2 separate regions of the Homo sapiens genome follow, and region 2 is linked to region 1. A link is an interaction called in ENCODE POLR2A ChIA-PET data of the cell type or tissue named here. Cell type or tissue: PC-9. All regions are shown on one strand.

Region 1 (2,500 bases):
AATAATTGTTATACTGTATTATTTTCAAATTGTTTTATTGCTATTTTTATTGCTTTTCCCTGAAATATTTTTAATCCACAGTAGGCGGATGCAGAACCTCTTTATACGGAGGGTCGACTGTGTAGGAGTGAGCTAGTTTCAGTTAAAGCAGCGGTGGTTGGTACTCATCTCTCACCTGCCCCCACGTAGTGTAGCTAGGGCATCAGGGAGTACTGATCTCTGGCATCATCTGGGATCAACAGGATTTTCCTGCCTCACAGGCCTGTGAGCACATTAGAAATACACCTGCTCAGCTCAAGTCAAAGTGAGAAGCTTTTGAATGGAGTGATAACCGAGTAGGCAGTATCTAAATAAAGATGATTGGTTCAAGTCTCAGTGGACAAATGTGTACGTTCTATTACTGTTGACTGTGACTTTGAAGTATATGGTGTTCATTAAGCAAATCCAATCTGATCGTATGAAAAGAGCACCCCAAAAACCAAAATGAAACCATTTATCAGGACTTTTGTAGCTATGAAAATATTTTAGTGTGTTTTGAAACAAAAAAAGTGATTTATACTCAAAGGCTTTTAGATATAGAAAATTGGTATTTTCATTTTTCCTTTGTGTTGTTTCTTGAATTCTTTTATTAGCTACTCCTCTTCCTGTTTCCTTCCATTTTGGAACTGCTTTCTTGAGGTAGCTAAGTTACAAACCAACCATACTTTGGTTTCTGCACATCGTGGCATGTAGGAAGGCCTTTTTTGCTAAGCAGTATGTTGTCCTAGTGGTTTCCAGTAGGGTTTTGGAGGTAGGGGAGTGAATGCAAAATTTTTCTGCATGTGTGTATGTGTGTGTTTATATCTGTGTGTGTTTAATGGTCTTGCCCTCCAATAGTTGTACTTGTTAAATGTTGCTAACTTTTGATGAGGGAAGTACTTATCTTCCCAGTTTAAGTAGATTTACATAGTTTACTGCCTTCTTCAAGATTAACTGGGTGTAGCTGCACGTGAGGAATTCAACAGTGATTCAGTGTTTGGCCTTGTTTAGAGGATGACATACAAAGCTGTTGATTAATCCTCTTCAGGCAGTTTCTGTTCACAGCAATTTGTGTTTAGTAGATTGGGTTTTGTTAAAGTTTGAAGATTAAACTTGTGCATAGAAGATATTTAAATGAACACTGCCTGAAACAGTCCCAATTTGTTGTTGTTTTAAAGAAAGTAAACGTCTTCAAGCTACAGAGATTGGAGGTTTAGTGGAGAGTAGCAGAAAGGTAAATTGGTATGTATAAGTAAGGTATTGGCCCATTTTTATGTTATGTTATCTCTGTGTATTTGTGGTCAGGTAGGATCTATGAGTCATGATGATGATATTTTAAAATCTACCCATACATAGCCATTTGAAAACTGTACAATTCATCGTGATTGTCCACTTTTTCTACTAGGGACCGTTTTGGCATCTCATTACATGTTCCATAGTTCACTTCAGGTTTTGAACATACTTCTAGTTTTTTACTTTTCCTTATTTTTAGAGATTACTGTCAACTGGGCTCACCATATATTAGTACTTTTATTTTTGAGACCTTTCTTAGGAGGGTAAGAGTCTATCTGATCCAGGTTTCTGAGAATATATTTATAAAGTACTCACCCAATAAATAAATATTTTAAGGATGTATAAACCTCAGTCATATTTAATCTTCATAGCATCCATATAGAGAAGGTCTGGAGTTTTGAGGCAGTGACATCTTAAGTGGCCTACATGGTGAAAGCTAGGTCCCTGGAGTCAAGGGCTGTGTCTGCTACTAGGAAAAAGAAAGCCCGTCAAGAACAGCTGTGGCCTCACTACACTTCCCTTTACTTGGCCTCCCAAAGACATGTGGCCCACAGTGTCCAGATTTCAGATGTGGGAATTGTAGCTCTTGAATGTATTAGTGTTTTTTTGTTTGTTTTATAAAGGCTTTCACAGATGACATACTAGACACTGAGTTAAATTTGAATTTCAGATAAACAGTGAATAATTTTTTAGTATAAGTATGTCCCAGATTTTCATCACACTGCATTTTTGAATTTGCTAAATCTAGCAGCCCTCTCTCAGGGAAATCCAATTCGCTTTTTAAAACTCATTATAAAAAAAATCATGATAATAAGACATACTATTACTTTTTCCACTGAAAAGTTTGCCCCTTAGCATATTCCTTAGGCCCTGATAACGCACGTTTCACATTTTACCTCCTTGAACCATTTGGTCCATGCTTCCGCCTGCACTCTACCTAATTGAAAGACTATGGCTTAAGTTGTGGCTCTACCATTTGCATGCTTTTTCACTTAACCTCCCTAAGTCTGAGTTTCTGCTAAGTAAAGATAATAGTGCCCACTTCACAGGGTAGTTGTTAATCCTTCTAAGGTGCTATTATTAATGTCCCCACAGAGCAAGCAACAGCGGGTGGTCCTAGGAGACTTCTGTGTGGTCTAGGGAGACCTTGACACAGTCGCCTAAGAATGGACCGTGTTTACAGCCTCTA
Region 2 (2,500 bases), 350 kb after region 1:
AAAGGGTTTTGAAGCTTTGTTGAGGGTTGAAAAATGATAAATGTGAAATGGTCCCCCACTAATATATCGTAGGAGAGTTTCCTTCTGTAGTGCTCAGCTTCCCAGAGCAGGAGTGGAAAGAACCTAAGTCTGTGTCAGTGCCTGGGGACACTCAGGGGAGGCTCTTCTAAATGACCAGTGATCAAAGGAGGTGAGGGTGCAGATGAGTGTGTGGTCAGTGTGCTTGCCATCAGGTCCTATCTGGGGAGAAGAAAGTGAAACAGGGTTGGGTGTACGGGGTGTCTCTCGACATGCTGCGCCGACGGAAAGAGGGGTAGGGGCTGATGGCCTCAGTTGTTCATTATCTGTCAGGCAATATGTGCTTTATCTACCTGTTTTAGTTGGGTTCATCCAAAAGCAATTCCTGAGACATGTTTTCCTTAGGGTGCAAGTAGTTTTTTTTTTTGGAGGTGATTCTAGAAAGCATGGTAAGGGAGTGAGGACATGAGACCAGAGAGGGAAGAAAGCCACCACAGACCACTGGGGCTCAGTTTCACAAAGGACCCTTTGAGGAACTGTATAGAACTCAGTGGACCCACCAACGGGCAGGAAGCTGAAGTATTTATCCACCAACTCCCGCCTCTTATTGACTAAGGTCACTCCTGGGGCATTCACCCCCTGGTGCTCCTGGTCTCTCCCAGGCAGAGAGCCACAGAAAGTCAGTGGGAGTGCACGAGGACTGTCTGCAGGTGAGTGAGCTCCAGGTTAGAGGGTGTGAGAAGGAAACCAACAGAATCTGCTACCCACCTCCAGATTGGGGAGGTAAAAACATGAGTAGGATATGACACTGGCCCCAAGAGGCTGAGAGTCCAGGGACAGATACAGAAACATAAACAATTACAAAACAGTGAGAGAGGTCTTATGATAACCAGGGATGAGCAAAGTGCTGAAGGCATGCAGAGGAGGCACTGGCCTGGGGAGCTGGAGGCTCATAAAAAGACATTTGTTTTCCTAAAGGATAAGTAGGCAGTTACCATATAGGAAAAAGGAGACTGAGCATTCCTGGGAACATGTATTTCATGTGCAAAGGCCCAGGATCACGTGTCAGGCAACAGTAAAAGTTCAGTGAGCTGAAAGTTCCCTTCTGAGCTCTTTTGGATTCAAGGAAAGAGGCCCACTGAAGGTCACTCAGGCAAACGTGGAGTTGGTTGTAATGGTCCCAGGATCTCAAGGGGGACCCAGGACAGGTTCTTCAGGGCAGCCAGGCCTCCTGGGAAACAGGCACTGGCCACTGACATGAAGCATTACTTTATCTGTTTCTCTCTGTCTCTGGGGCTCTATGGTGGTTCCTGCTTGGTTGTTCTTTCTGTTGACTGTTTCTTTGGCTTTGACTAGTAGGACTTTCCTCTGTAGCTCCCTTAGCTTCCTGGGAAGAGTCCCTTAATTTCCTAGGAGAGGGGTCTGGTTACATTCTTCACAGCATGCTAGCTAGTTCCTGTGCTCTGCCCTCAAGTCGAAGGCCTTCCCCTGGCTAATTGGCCATGGTAGAGGCAGGAGGTGGACACAGGGATGGATGCTGCTTCATCCAGGGCTGTGGATGGTATAGACCACCAGAGTAGGGTCCCAGGCAAAACAAGAAGCAGTGACATGTCTATAGTTGGAAGCATGAGAGAGATGAGGAAGAGTTTGGTTGGAGGCACCCTGCTTCTGGAAAAAGTCTGGCTGAGTGAATTGGGTACTGCTGAGAAGGGCCCTGTGGGTTTGCACAAAGGGGAACCAGATTGCATGTTTAAGTTTAGAAGTGCCATGTTCAGTCTGGGACTTGAAGAGGGTCTCCTATCACCTTGAAGAGGGTAATTCTGGAAGGCAGCAAAGAAACCGTCTGGATAGTTAAAGCTGAGCTAAGTCAGTCCCAATAGGAAGATTGAGGAGCAGAAAGTTTGGGTTCAAGAAACAGGGTTTAAAAAGAGGAAAATATATATTTAAAAACAACAACAAAAGAAAACAGTTAGTGAAAGTTAGATGAGGGAAGATTGCAGAATAGGAGAGGTAGTGGTTATAGAGTGCAAAATCCAAGTTTTGGAGATGGACCTATTCTTGGTAGTGACCAGATCCAAGCTGTGTTTGTGGGAGTGGTCACCAAAGTGAAGAAGAGGCAAAAGAAGGTCCTCACAGCAGAGGAGGTCAGGGAGCCCAATGTCCAGAGCAAAGCTAAAGTCGAGTAGAGTTTGGGACTCTTTTGTCAGCAAACCACAATAAGAAATACATTTTACATCACAACCCACAGCATATAGGTCTACATATGTATAACTGAAACAATGTTTCATTTTTTAAAAAATACCCTTACCTAATATGACATGCTGCTACATTTCCCCCTGTTCCATTCTGTTTCGTTTTGTCTCGCTGGTCATAACACATTCAGTTGATTTCAAGACCATAAATGGGCCACAACCTGCAGTGGGGAAAGCATCGAGTCAGAGTGTTGGGTCATCTGTATGGAAGCTAAAGTGGCTTTGGGGTG

What was found. Peaks named below come from ENCODE experiments on the same cell type or tissue, not always from the same donor. Only the 100,000 strongest peaks of a DNase experiment are listed, where the experiment ranks them.
Region 2: POLR2A ChIA-PET joins it to region 1 with 10 read pairs; 2 of 35 experiments call an interaction of 5 or more read pairs at or near these places.

Annotation. Positions count from the first base shown.
Region 1 is chr2:160,402,009-160,404,508 of GRCh38, reverse strand. All of the region lies in intron 1 of RBMS1 (RNA binding motif single stranded interacting protein 1), which reads left to right. Among named protein-coding and RNA genes, the nearest start is that of MIR4785, 4.6 kb to the left of the region's middle. In PC-9, no CTCF peak of the experiment used is centred here; DNase peaks (open chromatin) are centred at 998 and 1,308; H3K4me3 peaks cover 1,476 bases; H3K27ac peaks cover 2,500 bases.
Region 2 is chr2:160,056,057-160,058,556 of GRCh38, reverse strand. All of the region lies in intron 1 of PLA2R1 (phospholipase A2 receptor 1), which reads left to right. LOC105373717 (a long non-coding RNA gene) reads right to left here. Exons shown (of 3, transcript XR_007087274.1): 2 at 2,327-2,431. Among named protein-coding and RNA genes, the nearest start is that of PLA2R1, 5.3 kb to the left of the region's middle. In PC-9, no CTCF peak of the experiment used is centred here; no DNase peak of the experiment used is centred here.